Regions from separate parts of the Homo sapiens genome. Here region 1 is linked to region 2. A link is an interaction called in ENCODE POLR2A ChIA-PET data of the cell type or tissue named here. Cell type or tissue: IMR-90. All regions are shown on one strand. Each heading gives the region's core, and the rest is flanking DNA. Links, peaks and the distances in the headings are about the cores only.

What was found. Peaks named below come from ENCODE experiments on the same cell type or tissue, not always from the same donor. Only the 100,000 strongest peaks of a DNase experiment are listed, where the experiment ranks them.
Region 1: POLR2A ChIA-PET joins it to region 2 with 13 read pairs; 3 of 35 experiments call an interaction of 5 or more read pairs at or near these places.

Annotation. Positions count from the first base shown.
Region 1 is chr20:34,895,997-34,904,332 of GRCh38, reverse strand. All of the region lies in intron 2 of ACSS2 (acyl-CoA synthetase short chain family member 2), which reads right to left. Among named protein-coding and RNA genes, the nearest start is that of ACSS2, 24 kb to the right of the region's middle. In IMR-90, for the core only: no CTCF peak of the experiment used is centred there; DNase peaks (open chromatin) are centred at 4,412 and 7,862; H3K27ac peaks cover 109 bases.
Region 2 is chr20:35,027,201-35,035,536 of GRCh38, reverse strand. It overlaps TRPC4AP (transient receptor potential cation channel subfamily C member 4 associated protein), which reads left to right. Exons shown (of 19, transcript NM_015638.3): 8 at 229-414. It also overlaps the pseudogene RNU6-407P. Among named protein-coding and RNA genes, the nearest start is that of MIR499B, 41 kb to the right of the region's middle. In IMR-90, for the core only: no CTCF peak of the experiment used is centred there; no DNase peak of the experiment used is centred there.

The DNA.
Region 1 (8,336 bases), core at 143-8,142, 130 kb after region 2:
AGATAGCCACATGACTTATTCCCTATCTTTGAGTCGTTGCTCAAATGTTGGCTTCTCAGTAAGGTTATCTTTGATCACCACATTAAAAAAAAAAAAATACTCCCTGCGCTCCTCTCCAGCCCCAGGTTCTCTGAATTAACATTTTCCATGAAATTTTTGTTAGTTTCTCTTTTTCTCACCTACCCAAAAGCTAAAAGTTCTTTCTTCCTCCCAAAGCCCTTTATCTCACTTTCTTTGTGATCTGTTTTTCTAGCTTTTATTATATTTATTTGGGCCTTATCTTTCCCATTATACCCTGAGCTCTTGGAGGGCAGAGATCATGTCTTCTTCTCTGTCTCCTCCAAGCACAATTGGCACAATAGGTATTCGAGGGTCATGGTTGAATAATTGAAAGACTGGTAATTGACTAATGACAGGGAAGACTGGTGCTACCCCCCAACTTTTTTTTTTTTTTTTTTTTTTGAGACAATGTCTCACTATGTTGCCCAGGCTGGTCTTAAACTCTCGGGCTCAAATGATTCTCCCACCTCAGCCTCCAGAGTAGTTGGGACTACAGGCATGCACCACTGCACCCAGCTCCCCTCTTTATATGAGAACGATAGTCATTGAATTGAAGATTTTAATTCCCTAGAACTACAAGCAAGGCACAGGATAGGAAGAAACAGCTGAGGGAAAGACTGAGTTCTTTACAGAGGAATCAGATGGAGGAGAAACAGGAGGAGAAACACCCAGGTGAGAAGAGACACCAAACCTGTTATGAGAGGAGATGAGAGGAACACTGAACTGTTTATTTTGTGGAAGAGAAGATATTGAGAGATGTGATAGCAAGTCTCAAAAATCTGTATCTTCATTGTCTCCACCCCGGTCAAGCTACCTTCATCTCTTGCCTGGATGACCACAATGCCCACCTAACTGGTTTCCCACTTCACTCTTGTTCCCTTCCAGTCCACACATCACCCAGCATGATCTGTGATCTTTTTTTTTTTTTTTTTTGAGAGAGTCTCAGTCTGTCACCCAGGCTGGAATGCAGTGGTGTGATCTTGACTTACTGCAACCTCTGCCTGCCGGGTTCAAATGATTCTCCTGCCTCAGCCTCCCAAGTAGCTGGGACCACAGGTGCATGCCACCATGCCTGGCTAATTTTTGTATTTTTAGTAGAGATGAAGTTTTACCATGTTAGCCAGTCTGGTCTCGAACTCCTGACCTCAAGTGATTTGCCTGCCTTGGCTCCCAAAGTGCTGGGATTACAAGCATGAGCCACTGCACCCGGCCACAGAATGATCTATTAAAAACATAAATTGGCCAGGCATGGTGGCTCATGCCTGTAATCCCAGCATTTTGGGAAGCCAAGGTGGGAGGATTGCTTGAGCCCAAGAGTTCGAGACCAGACTGGGCAACATAGCGAAATGCTCTCTCTACTAAAAAAAAAAAAAAAAAAAAATAGCCAGGTGTGGTGGCACATGCCTATAGTTTCAGCTACTCAGGAGGCTGAGGTGGGAGGATCACTTGAGCCCAGGAGGTGGAGATTACAGTGAGCTGAGATGTTGCCACTGCACTCCAGCCAGGGCAATAGAGCCAGACCTTGTCTCAAAATTAATTAATTAATTAATTAATTAATTAAACAACAATAAAACAAACCACAAATCAGATCATATCACCTCCTGCTTAAAACCCTTTAACAGCTTCCACTGCATATAGAAGAAAATCCGCACTCCTGCTATGCCTTGTATCCTCCCCAACTTCATCTTGTGCCATTCTCCTATTCTGCCTACTAGGCTCCAAACATGCTGGCCTTCTGACTGATAGAACATGCCATATTCTTTAACTATCTTTCCCCAACTCTTCTTGTGTTTCAAATCTCAGCTTAAATGTCACTTCCTAGTGAAGCTTTCCCTGACCACCCTAAGTAGATCAGCTCTTCTTGTTATTCATCATAACACTGCTTATTTTCTTCACAGCATTTTTCTCAAACTATACTTCTTTTGTTATTTGTTTACTTATTGTTATTGTTAATATTATTAATAGAATTAATATTACTTGTTTACTTATTATTATTTTTGCTAATTTCCTATCTTCCCTACTAGACAGAAGACAGTTTCTGAAGGCAGAGGCCAAGTTGGTCTTGTTCACTGCTGAATCCCTCATTGTCTCGTACAGAACCTTGTATATAATAGGTGTTCAGTAAATTTTTGCTGAATGAATGCATGAATCTAAAGGATCATTATGGGGAAAAGTAGACTAATGTAGTATAACTATAAATGGAAAATCTACATCAATTGGGAGAGCTCCATATTAAAAAAAAAACCTTTCTGTTAGAGATGTCCAAAGATGGAAGGCACTCCTTCAGGAGTTTCCTGACCCTGGAGATATCATGTTGAATCTGGGATTTGTAGCGATACCAAAGAGCAGCCTCCACAATATGGCTGGGGACCAAGCAAGACCAGTGTTTCTCAAAGAGTGGTCAGATAGTGTTAATAATGCAGTACCAAGTTCCCATGCAGCACAGGATTGTTCAGGTTGGGCCAGGGTAACCCTGACACCTACTTCTACTAGATTATTCTCCAGGGAGTGGGGCCTTGAAATTTTCATTGCATAAGCTCCCCATATAATTCATGGTTATTGAAGTTTGAGATGACCTTTACAGCCCTTCCAACTTTGAGATTCTTTGATTCTATAAAATGAAAAAACAATGTGAAAGAGTTCTGTGATCCATAAAGCACTGCACAATTGTGGAGCACTCAAGATATAAGTATACCCACAAGTCAATTTCCCTTTCACCAGGGAATGGGAGCAATGTACCTTGACTAATTAGCAGCCTAATGTTCCCTCTGGGTGCTTCTGCCCTAGCTGCAGTAAGTATCAAGAAGGGCTGAAGGAGGAGGTAGATGGAGGCACACCCCAAAAACTGAACCACAGATTACTCAGAATGCCAGAGGAGGGCCAGATATGGTGGCTCATGCCTGTAATCCCAACACTTTAGGGGCCGAGGTGGGAGGATCACTTGAAGCTAGGAGTTAGAGACTAGACTGGACAACAAAGCAAGATCCTGTCAAAAAAAGAAAGAAAAGAAAAGAGAAAAAGAAAGAATTCCAGAAGAGGATGGTACTTTTGAGACTCACCACTCTTATTTACCATTGAGAAACCTATGGCACAGAAATAGAAAGTGATGACCTCAAGGTTACTTACAAATTAGTAGCAACACTATTCTAAAGCACTGTTGTCCAAAATGGTAGTCACTAGCCACATATAGCTATCAAACACTAGAAATGTGGCGGAAGAACTGGATTATTTATTTTACTTAATTTTAATTACTATAAATATCAATAGTTACATGTAGCTAGTGGCTTCCATGTTGGATAGCACAGTTCTTGAGTCTAAATGTCTAGTTCAGGGCCTTCTCCTCCTAAATGACATGGCCTCCAAAAGGGGGGTATTGTTTCCAAATTCAGAATTAGCATAAGGAAAAAAATAAAAATGTAGGAACTCTGAGAACTGTGAGGTTGACAACTACCAAGGATGGAATTTTAGTGTACTTAACAGAAATTCATCATTCTGTTTGGTTTTCCCTTAGTTCCTTAGAAAAAGTTCCTTTTGAAAACACCACAGATTTCTGGTTTCAAATGATATCTAACTTGTAGACCCTAATGCAGCCTCACTCAGCTCCTGATTCAAAAACTGGAATCAACTGTCATCCTATCACCCAAATTTGGACGGGCTTTTCACCAACTCAAAACTGATGAAACTAGAGTAAATAGCCTCAATCAGTGGACTATTTATGAAATTTCTCCCTAAACATTGATTCCTCACCTATTGAGGGAGCCAGGACTGTACCGGCCAGTCTTCAAAAGGCAGTTAATGGGCCAGGTGCAGTAGCACATGCCTGTAATCCCAACATTTTGGGAGGCCAAGGTGGGAGGATCACCTGAGGTCAGAAGTTCGACACCAGCCTGGCCAACATGGCCAAACCCCATCTCTACTAAAAAAAAAAAAAAAAATTTAGCCGGGCATGGTGGCACGCACCTGTAGTCGCAGCTACTTGGGAGGCTGCACATGAGAATCTCTTGAACCTGGGAGGCAGAGGTCGTAATCAGCCAAAATTGTGCCACTGCACTCCAGCCTGGGCGACAGAGCGAGACTCAGTCTCAAAAAAAAAAAAAAAAAAAAAAGGTCAGGCATGGTCAAGGAGATACAAATCAAAATAACAATCAGATCCCACTTCACACTCACTAAGATGGCCATAATCAAACAAACAGACAGTAACAAGTGCTGACAAGCATGTGCAGAAATTGGAAACCTCATACATTGCCGGGAATATAAAATGGTTCAGCTACTTTGGAAAACAGTCTGGCAGTTCCTCAATAGGTTAAATATAGACTTACCATATGACTCAGCAATTAAACTCCTAGCTATATACCCAAGAGAATTGAAAACATACATCTACACAAAAACATGTACCCAAAGGTTTGTAGTAGCGTTATTCATGACATCAGAAAGTGTAAACAACCCAAATGTCCACCAATTGAGGAATGAATAAAGAAAAATGTGGGGCCAGGTGTGGTGACTCATGCCTGTAATCCCAGCACTTTGGGAGGCTGGGGCGGGTGGATCACAAGGTCAGGTGTTCAAGACCAGCCTGGCCAACATGGTGAAACCCCGTCTCTACTAAAAATACAAAAATTAGCCGGGCGTGGTGGCCAGTGCCTGTACCTCAGCTGCTCGGGAGGCTGAGGTGGGAGAATCGCTTGAACCCGGGAGGCGGAGGTTGCAGTGAGCCGAGATCATGCCATTGCACTCCAGCCTGGGCGACAAGAGCAAGACTCCATCTCAAAAAAAAACAAAAAAGAAAGAAAAGAAAGAAAAAGAAAGGAAGGAAGGAAGGAAGGAAGGAAGGAAGGAAGGAAGGAAGGAAAGAAAGAAAGAAAGAAAGAAGGAAAGAAAGAAAGAAAGAAAAAAATGTGATAACGTTGAGAGGTGACAGCGTGCTGGCAGTCCTCACAGCCCTTGCTCGCTCTCGGCGCCTCCTCTGCCTGGGCTCCCACTTTGGCGGCACTTGAGGAGCCCTTCAGCCCACCGCTGCACTGTGGGAGCCCCTTTCTGGGCTGGCCAAGGCCGGAGCTGGCTCCCTCAGCTTGCAGGGAGGTGCGGAGGGAGAGGCCCGAGCGGGAACCGGGGCTGCGCACGGAGCTTGCGGGCCAGCTGGAGTTCCGAGTGGGCGTGGGCTTGGCAGGCCCCGCACTCGGAGCAGCCGGCCGGCCCTGCCGGCCCCAGGCAATGAGGGGCTTAGCACCCGGGCCAGCAGCTGCGGAGGGTGTACTGGGTACCCCAGCAGTGCCAGCCCACCAGCACTGCGCTCCATTTCTCGCCAGGCCTTAGCTGCCTTCCCGCGGGGCAGGGCTCGGGACCTGCAGCCCGCCATGCCTGAGCCTCCCCCACCCCCACCGTGGGCTCCTGTGCGGCCCGAGCCCCCCCGACGAGCACCGCCCCCTGCTCACGGCACCCAGTCCCATCGGCCACCCAAGGGCTGAGGAGTGCAGGCACACGGCGCAGGACTGGCAGGCAGCTCCACCTGCAGCCCCAGTGCGGGATCCACTGGGTGAAGCCAGCTGGGCTCCTGAGTCTGGTGGGGAAGTGGAGAACCTCTAAGTCTAGCTAAGGGATTGTAAATACACCAATCTGCACCCTCTGTCTAGCTCAGGGTTTGTGAATGCACCAATGGACACTCTGTATCTAGCTACTCTGGTGGGGCCTTGGAGAACCTTTATGTCTAGCTCAGGGATTGTAAATACACCAATCGGCACTCTGTATCTAGCTCAAGGTTTGTGAACACACCAATCAGCACCCTGTGTCTAGCTCAGGGTTTGTGAATGCACCAATTGACACTCTGTATCTAGCTACTCTGGTGGGGACTTGGAGAACCTTTGTGTTGGCACTCTGTATCTAGCTAATCTGGTGGAGATGTGGAGAACCTTTGTGTCTAGCTCAGGGATTGTAAACGCACCAATCGGCACCCTGTCAAAACAGACCACTTGGCTCTACCAATCAGCAGGATGTGGGTGGGGCCAGATAAGAGAATAAAAGCAGGCTGCCCCAGCCAGCAGTGGTAACCCGCTCAGGTCCCCTTCCACACTGTGGAAGCTTTGTTCTTTTGCTCTTTGCAATAAATCTTGCTGCTGCTCACTCTTTGGGTCCACACTGCTTTTATGAGCTGTAACACTCACTGTGAAGGTCTGCAGGTTCACTCCTGAGCCAGCGAGACCACAAACCCACCAGAAGGAAGAAACTCCGAACACATCCGAACATCAGAAGGAACAAACTCCAGACGTGCCACCTTAAGAGCTGTAACACTCACCGTGAGGGTCCACGGCTTCATTCTTGAAGTCAGTGAGACCAAGAACCCACCAATTCCGGACACAATGTGATACAGTTATACAATGCAACATTATTCAGCAATGTAAAAGGATGAAGTACTGATATATGGTATAACATGGATGAACTTTTTTTTTTTTAAGACAGTCTCACTTTGTTGCCCAGGCTGGAGTGTGGTGGCATGATCTTGGCTCACTGCAACCTCCGTCTCCTGGGTTCAAGCAATTCTCCTGCCTCAGCCTCCCAAGTACCTGGAATTACAAGCATGCACCACCATGGCCGGCTAATTTTTATATTTTTAGTAGAGATGGGGTTTCACCATGTTGGCCAGGCTGGTCTCAAACTGCCAAGCTCAGGTGATCCACCAACCTCAGGTGATCCACCCACCTCAGCCTCCCAAAGTGCTGGGATTACAGACATGAGCCACTGCATCCGGCCTATAACATGGATGAACCTTGAAAACATTATGCTTAGTGAAAGAAACCAGACACAAAGGGCCACGTGTTATATGATTCCATTTATATGAAACATCCAGAATAAGGCAGAGCCTTAGAGACAGAAAGTAGATTAGTGGTTGCCTAGAGCTGGAGGAGAAGAAGTTGGGGGAAAATGAAAAATGACTGCTAATGAGTATTGCACTTCTTTTGGGGGTGATGAAAATTTTCTAAAATTGAAAGTTGTACACCTTTGCAAATATATTAAAAATATGAATTGTATACTTTAAATGGGTGAATTATATGGTATAAATTATATCTCAATAAAAAATATAATTGCAATTTTGATTGGAATTGCAATAAATGTACAGATTAATTTGGAAAATACAGACATCTTTACAAACCTTCCTTTCCAGAAAGGTTGTAACTATTCATTCATTAGAAAGATTAAGCACTATTCATTCATTCATTCTTGCCTCTTTCTATTTTTTTTTTTCCTTTTTTTGAGACAGTCTAGCTCTGTTGCCCAGGCTGGAGTGCAGTGGTGCTATCTCGGCTCACTGCAACCTCCGCCTCCCGGGTTCAAGCAATTCTTATGTCTCAGCCTCCCGAGTAGCTGGGACTACAGGCCCCCGCCACCACAGGCTAATTTTTATATTTTTAGTAGAGACAGGGTTTCACCATGTTGGCCAGGCTCTTGACCTCAAGTGATCCGCCCGCCTTGGCCTCCCAAAGTGCTAGGATTGCAGGCGTGAGCCACCACGCCCAGCCTGTTTATTTCTAAAGACAACACTTGGGCACTTATTTTTTTCTAGCACTAGAGTCCTATGTAGACATCTGTTTCCCTCACTGGATTATGAGTTCCTTAATGGCAGACAGGATATCTTTTTATATGTTTTCTCCTTAGTGCTTACCACAAAGGCCAATACACAGTGAGCACTTAATACATAATTGTAAAATGAATAGATAAAAGAATGAATAAATAAATGAACAAACTTATCTCTGCTTATATGACCAGCTGGATCCAAGATGATCAAAGAGAGAAAGTATGGAAGGAGAGGGGATAAGATAGGATACAGATAAACAAGATAGATGCTGGACAGGCAGAGGAAAGACAAGAGTGGAATTTGTGGAATGGATTTTGGAATCATGTCAAGAAGTGTTTCTTGAGATCCTACAGTGGGCTCAGTCTGGGACTCTGTGAAGAGGCTGGAAGAGAACCCTGGAGCTGAGGTTCAGAGTATGGGACTCCTGCCCTGCAGTCTGGGCTATTATTGTACCCTGTCCTCTTGCCAGCTATTTTCAGGCCTTGATCCAAATACCTTTTGCATGTTCCCCTTGGCCAAAGTGGCTTTGGTGCCCGATGGATTGTGTACCTCTTCTCTTTTCTCACTGCCTACATGCCTACTTACAGGAGGGGAATCACACACTTGTTCCTACCATCCTGTGTCCCATGCTGGCCTTACCTATAACAAGTGAATGAGGGCAGAGCATTTGGAATGCAGCCCAAAAGAGGAATATGCCTAGAGCAGAAAC
Region 2 (8,336 bases), core at 308-8,307:
ATATTCCCAGTAGATAAAAAGCCTGTTTCCCTGTACCTGCTAAAAACTGAGCTTATGCCTGTAACATAATTACTATTTACCTTGGTTTGACATTCATTTTAAAAGAGTAGCTTTAGCTACTATCAGAGTAAGAATTATTCCTATCATGCAGATTGTTTGTTAGGGCTTTAGGGGTAGTTTTGCTGGTCTCTATTTTGAAAATTTCCTCGCTTGTTCTTTCCCTGGCAGCGGCCCTTCTCAGCATTCCTGGCTTTGTTGAGCGGCTTTGCAAACTGGCGACTCGAAAGGTGTCAGAGTCAACGGGCACAGCCAGCTTCCTTCAGGAGTTGGAAGAGTGGTACACATGGCTAGACAATGCTTTGGTGCTAGATGCCCTGATGCGAGTGGCCAATGAGGAGTCAGAGCACAATCAAGGTATGGAAGGATGGGTCCCCTGAGTGATCGGGAGCTTTTCCTTGGGCGCCTGGGACCATTCTTGCTCTTCTTTCCAAGAAGGATTAATTTGAGATTTGCTCAGAGTAGAATTGTCCTCAAGGCAATTCTAGACCATGACTATTAAGACTCTTTTGACAGCTTGTTACAGAAACTTCATTGAACTCCCCAAAGTGGACCTGATTTCAGGGAGAAGGGCTTTGTTGCAGACCTGAGACAGCTGTGTCTCAGGGACTAACAAGAACCAGTAACCAGAGCATTCTTAGGAACCTAGAAACTTCTCTCCTCGTCTCTTTTTCTTTCTACAGTGTTTCTTAGTCTTCTCTCTCACTGTACCCTACCTTTTCCTGGTCCCCTTGATGGGACTAGGCAGAAGACTGCCTATTAAATAAGAAGACTCCCAGTCTCAGCTCCAGCTTCCTGGTAAAGAACTCTGGCCCATCTTTGGTTAGGTGCCCAGCCTTAAAGCATTTGACTCTGGCCAGCAGGTTCAGAATATACAAACCCAGGAATTCTCAGCTCCCAAACAAGGAATAGGTTTCTCATTGGGAGTGGGGGGCCATCAGCTTTTCTTCTTCCCTCCAGCTCCAAATTGAAGAGACTAAGTTCTCGGTGAGTATGGCAAAGAGGTCAGAGGCTTCCTTCCTCCACCCAGCTCCATACTGTACTCACGGTGTGGAAGCTCTATCCCACATACTTGAGGCCAAGAATTCTATGGCTCTGATCACCTTTGCCCTAGCTTGCTCATGTACAGAGGTTTTACACTGGGAGAGGCAAGCCCGGAAGACTAGAGGCTACTGACCCTGCTCTGAGAATTTGCCCACAGAGAGAGGCAGTTAATAAGAACAGAGTCCAGGGAAGTTCATGCCTGAGGAGATTTTGATGGTAAGCAAATAAAAAGAGGTACCTCTTCTTTTTTTTTACTCTTTTTTTTTTTTTTTTTTTTTTTTTTTGAGACGGAGTCTCGCTCTGTCGCCCAGGTCGGACTGCGGACTGCAGTGGCGCAATCTCGGCTCACTGCAAGCTCCGCTTCCCGGGTTCACGCCATTCTCCTGCCTCAGCCTCCCGAGTAGCTGGGACTACAGGCGCCCGCCACCGCGCCCGGCTAATTTTTTGTATTTTTAGTAGAGACGGGGTTTCACCTTGTTAGCCAGGATGGTCTCGATCTCCTGACCTCATGATCCACCCGCCTCGGCCTCCCAAAGTGCTGGGATTACAGGCGTGAGCCACCGCGCCCGGCCTTTACTCTTTTATTTTTTATATTTTCTCTTTTTTGAATAGAGACGGGTTTTGCCATGTTGGTCAGGCTGGTCTCAAACTCCTGGCCTCAAGTGATCCACCCTCCTTGGCCTCCCAGAGTGCCAGGTTTATAGGCATGAGCCACTGTGCCTGGCCAGGTACCCTCTTCTTAATTAAGAACAGGGTGATCTACAGGCCAGCTAGTTCACCAGAGAACCAGGGAAGGAGACAGCTGAGAAGAACTCTCCCAAGGTCAGAACAAAGCTCAATTTCAAAAATTACCCCTTCCTGAATTTAATTGAATTAGACTTTGGAGCAGTGTATACTCCAGGGCATTATCAAAAACAGTCGAGAATTCAGTCAGCAGTTAGTAGAGCCTAACAGCTGGATGTGATACCAGAAGAGGTAGAAAGCTTAACAGAGAGATCATGGAAAGAGCTAGTCAAAGACAGCCTGGCTCAATGTCATCCCAGGGAGACTCTGTACATGCCCAAGGTTGCACTCTCTGAGGCACAACATGAAAATCTTCACCAGTCTTTGGGGAAGGAGACTTTACGAAAATAGTCTAACCAAGTCACTAAACTAATAAATAAGCAAATAACAACAACAAACCCTGAAGGAGGGGGAATCAGTATCCAGAGTTGCTACAGTATATTACTTAAAATGTCCTTTTTTGAGATGGAGTCTCTTGTCGCCCAGGTTGGAGGGCAGTGGCACAATCTCGGCTCACTGCAACCTCTGTCTCCCATGTTCAAGCAGTTCTCTCTCAGCCTCCCGAGTAGCTGGGGTTACAGGTGCATGCCACCACACCCGGCTAATTTTTTGTATTTTAGTAGAGAAAGGATTTTACCTAGTTGCTGGTATTGAACTCCTGAGCTCAGGCAATCCACCCACCTTGGCCTCCCAAAGTGCTAGGATTACAGGCGTGAGCTACCACACCCAGCCTAAAATGTCCAGTTTTTAACAAAAATTGAGACATACACACAAAAAACAGGAAGTGTAACCTATACACAAGAAAAAGCAGGCAACAGAAATTTCCTGTGAAAGGGTCCAGATACCAGATTTAACAGCAGCCATTAAAAATATGATCAAAGGGCTGGGCGCGTTGGCTCACACCTGTAATCCCAGCACTTTGGGAGGCTGAGGCGGGCGGATCACGAGGTCAGGAGATCGAGACTATCCTGGCTAAGACGGTGAAACCCCGTCTCTACTAAAAATACAAAAAATTAGCTGGGCGTGGTGGCAGGCGCCTGTAGTCCCAGCTACTGGGGAGGCCTGAGGCAGGAGAATGGCGAGAACCTGGGAGGCAGAGGTTGCAGTGAGCCGAGATCCTGCCACTGCATTTCAGCCTGGGCGACAGTGCGAGACTCTGTCTCAAAAAAAAAAAAAAAAAAAAAAGATCAAAGAACTAAAACTATGCTTGAAGAAGTAAAGGACTATTTGATAATGTGTCGTTAAATAGAGAATAACAATAAAAAGATAGGAAGTATTTGAAAAGAGCCCAGTGGAAGTTCTAGAATTGAAGAGTAGTATAATAATCAGGCCAGGTGTGGTGGCTCACACCTGTAATCCCAGCACTTTGGGAGGCTGAGGCGGGCAGAGCATTTGAGGCCAGGAGTTCAAGATTGGCCAGGCCAACATGGCAAAACCCCATCTCTATTAAAAATATAAAGGTTAGATGGCCATGGTGGTGCACACCTGTAATCCCAGCACTTTGGGAGGCTGAGGTGGGCGGAGCACTTGAGGCCAGGAGTTTGACATCAGCCAGGCCAACATGGCGAAACCCCATCTCTATTAAAAATACAAAAGCTAGATGGCCATGGTGGTGCACACCTGGAATCCCAGCTACTTGGATTGCTGAGGCATGAGAATCGATTGAACCCGGGGCAGAGGTTGCAGTGTGCTGAGATGGTGCCACTGCAGTTGCGCCTGGGTGACAAAGTGAGACTTTGTCTCAAAAAAAACTTTTTTTTAAGTAGTATAATAATCAAGATGAAAAAATCACTAGAAAGACTCAGCAGTAGATATGAACTGGCAGAAGAAAGACTCAGCAAAATAGGTTGATAGAGATTAAACATTCTAAAGAACAGAGGGAAGAAAGAATAAAGAAAACAGGGCCTTAAAATAATGTGGGGCACTATTAAGCACACCAAGATATGCATAATGGGAGTACCAGAAGGAGATAAAGTAACAGAAAAATTATCAAAGAAATAATGCTGAAAATCTCCCAAATGTAATGTAAATCATTAATGCACACATTCAAGAAGCCCAAAGAATCCAAGTCGGAATACTCAGATCCACATGCAGACACATGGTAATAAAAACGCTGAGGCCTGGCATGTTGGCGCACACCTGTAATCCCTGCACTTTAGGAAGCCAAGAAGGGTGGATTGCTTGAGCTCAGGAGTTCAAGACCAGCCTGGGGAATGTGGCAAAACCCCATCTCTTTGAAAAAAAAAAAAAAAAAAAAAAAAAGTTAACCAGGGGTAGTAGTGCACACCTGTAATCCCAGCTACTCAGGAGACTGAGATGGGACAATCACCTCAACCCAGGAGGATGAGGCTGTAGTGAGCTGCAATCACAGCCTGGGTGACAGAGCGAGACCCTGCCTCCAAAAAGAAAAAAAAAAAATCCTGAAAGATAAGAAAATCTTGAAAGTAGTAAGAGAAAAATGGCTCATCATGCCCAAGGATATTCCAATAAGATTAGTGGCTGACTGCTCATCAGGAATAATGGAAGGCAGAAGGCAGTAGGGTGACATATTCAGAATGCTGAAAGAAAACAGTCAACCAAGAATCTTGTATTTTACAAAACTATGTTTCAAAGATGAAGTTGAAATAAAAACATTCTTAGAAAAGAAAAACTGAAAGAACTCATTAGTAACAGACAAACATCTGGAAATTAAGCAGCATACCGACTTATGAGAAATACCAAAGGAAGTTCTTCAGGTTGAAAGCAGGTGACTTCAGACAGTAATTTGACTCCACATGAAAAACAAAGAGCACCTTAAGTAAAGGTAATTCTGTAATTGTAAGAGATTGTGTAAATGCATATTTCTTCTCCTTTTCTTCAGTTAAAAAACTTACACAAACCATCTAATTATATTGTTGAACCTATAACATATGGAAACATATTTTGCAATAACTGTACAAAGAAAACGGGTGGTACCAAAGTTGTAATGGAGTATCATGACACCAAATTGCAACTTGAATCCCTAGGAATCGGTGAGGAGAACCAAAATGGTAATAAGAGGGTAAATATAAAAACTCCATAAATGTATACTTGCTCTTCATTCCTTTTCTCAGTTTCTCTAACATAAAATTATTTAAAGTAACAATTAGAACAAGTATTGTTGGGCTTTTAACATACATAGATACAATATGCACAATTACAGCACAAAAAGAATGAAGATGGAATGGAGCTCTAAGTTAGAATAAATCCGAAAATGCTTGCTTCAGCAACACATATTCCAAAATTGGAACAGTACAGAGATTAGCATGGCCCCTGTGCAAGGATGACATGCAAATTCCTGATGCATTCCATATTTATTTCTAATTTTTAAAAAAAATCTGGAAAAGATTAAGATGTATGTGGTAAGCAACTTCTTTTTTTTTTTTTTTTTTTGATATGGAGTTTCGCTCTTGTTACTCAGGCTGAAGTGCAGTGGTACCATCTTGGCTCCCCGCAACCTCCGCCTCCTGGGTTCAAGTGATTCCCCTACCTCAGCCTCTCTAGTAGCTGGGATTACAGGCATGTGCCACCATGCCCAGCTAATTTTGTATTTTTAGTAGAGACGGGGTTTCTCCATGTTAGTCAGGCTGGTCTCGATCTCCTGACCTCAGGTGGTCCACCCACCTTGGCCTCCCAAAGTGCTGGGATTACGGGTATGAGCCACCGCGCCAGCCAGCAACTTCTAAGAAAGTAACTTGGGGCTGGGCGCGGTGGCTCACGCCTGTAATCCCAGCACTTTGGGAGTCTGAGGTGGGCGGATCACGAGGTCAGGAGATCGAGACCACCCTGGCTAACGTGGTGAAACCCCGTCTCTACTAAAAATACAAAAAAATTAGCTGGGCGTGGTGGCGGGCGCCTGTAGTCCCAGCTGCTGGGGAGGCTGAGGCAGGAGAATGGCGTGAACCCAGGAGGCGGAGCTTGCAGTGAACCGAGATCGCGCCACTGCACTCCAGCCTGGGTGACAGAGCGAGACTCTGTCTCAAAAAAAAAAAAAAAAAAAAAAAAAGAAAGTAACTTGGGAAATATAGTAAAGAAATAATTGAAGGAGATATAATGTTATACTAGAAAATATTAATCAAAAGAAACACTAAAGGAGATATAGAGGAACAAAAAAACACACAAGACATACAGAAAACAAAAAGTTAAATGGCAGAAGTCAGTCCAGCCTTATCAATAGTAACATTAAATGTGAATAGATTTAACAATTCATTCAAAAGACAGATTGTTATATTGGATCAGAAAACAAGATCCAGTTATATGCAGCCTATAGAAAACACACTTTCAATTCAGAGATAAAATAGGTTGAAAGTAAAGGACAGAAAAAGATGTATCATGCAGGCAGCATCCACGAGAAAGCTGGAGAGGCTGTACTTTTAAAAAGTTGGAGGGACAGAGTCTCACTCTGTCACCCAGGCTGGAGTGCAGTGGCACGATCAGCTCACTGCAACCTCCACCTCCCGGGTTCAAGCAATTCTGATGCCTCAGCCTCCCAAGTAGTTGGGATTACAGGCGGGGAGCCCACGCCCAGCTCATTTTTGTGTGTGTTTTTAGTAGAGATGGGGTTTCAGCATGTTGGCCAGGTTGGTCTCAGATGGCCTCAGGTGATCTGCCTGCCTTGGCCTCTCAAAGTGCTGGGATTACAGGCATGAGCCACCACCACCCAGCCAAAAAAGCTGGAGAGACTTTAAAACAAAAACTGTTATCAGAGCAAAATAGGGATATTTGATAATAACAGGGTGAAACCATCAAGAAGATACAACAGTTATAAACATGTATGCATCCAAAAACAGCCCCCAAAAAATACATGAAGCAAAAACTAACAGATTGGAAGAGAGCAGTAGTTCAAAAACAACAGCTGGAGACCTTAACATACTACTTTTAATAATGGATAAAACTAAGCAGAAGATCAACAGGGAAACAGAAGACTTAAATAACACTGTATACCAACAAGGACTAACAGAGAACTGTAGAACCCTCCACCCAACTACTACAGAATGCACGTTCTTCTCAAGTGCACATGAACATTCTCCAGGACAGACCATATGCTAGGCTGTTAAAAAAAAGTTCAGCAAATTTAAAAGGATTAAAACTGTACAAAAGTATGTCCTCAAATCCCAGTGGGGTGAGTTAGAAATAAATAACAAACTTGGGAAATTAATAAATACATGCAAATTAAGCAGTATACTTCTAAATAACCAGTGGGTCAAACAGGAGATCACAAACAAAATTAGGAAGTGTCTTGAGGCCGGGCGCGGTGGCTCACACCTGTAGTCCCAGCCCTTTGGGAGGCCGAGGAGGCGGGTCGCTTAAGGTCAGGAGGTCCAGGCAGGAAAATTGCTTGAACCCCCGAGGCAGAGGTTGCAGTGAGCCGAGATCACACTACAGCCTGGGTGACAGAGTGAGATTCCATCAAAAAAAAAAAAGGAAATATTTTGAGACAAATGAAAATGATACTATATATCAAACTTATGGGATGCAGCTAAAGCGTGCTTAGAGGGAACTTTAGAGCTATAAATGCCTACATTTTTAAATAAATCTAAATTGCCTAAACGTCTACCTTAAGTCATTGGAAAAAGAACAAACATCTCAAAAGGAAAAGGAAGTAATAGGATTAGAGTGAAAACTGGTGAGATAGAGAATAGAAAAACAGTAGAGAAAATCTGTAAAACCAAAGGTGATTTTTTTAAAGGTAATCTTTAAAAAGATCAACAAAGTTGACAAACTTTTAGCCACACTGACCAAAAAAGAAAGGCTCAAATTACTAAATTAGAAATGAAAGAAGGTACGTTACAACCAACCTTAAGAAAGTAAGAGGACTCTAAGGGAATACTATAAACAATATAAGCCAATAAACTAAATAACCTAGATGAAATGAGCAAGTTAAAAGACACAAACTATTGCAGCTAACTCAGGAAGAAATAGAAAACCTGAAGTATAACAACGAGATTGAATAAATAATGAAAAACTGCCCACAAAGAAAAGTCCTGGCCCACATGGCTTCACTGGTTAATTCTACCAAATGTTTCAAGAAGAATTCACACCAATACTTTCCAGACTCTAATAGAAAATAAAAGAGGAAGGAACAGTTCCCAACTTACTCTTTGAGGTCATATTATCATGATACCAAAACCAGATAAAGACATCACAAGACCAGTATCTCTTATGATTATAGGTGCAAAAATCTTCAACAAAATACTAGCACACCAAGTATAGCAACATACAAGGATTGTATACCATGACCAAATGGATTTATGCAAGTTTGGTTCAACATTTGAAAATCAGTTTATGTAATACACTGTGTTAATAGAATAAAGGACAAAAACCACATGATCGTTTCCATAGGAGCAAAAAAGCATTTGACAAAATCCAACACCCTTTCATGGTAAAAACAAAAACTCAGGAGAGAACTTCCTCAGCCTGTTAAAGGGCATCTA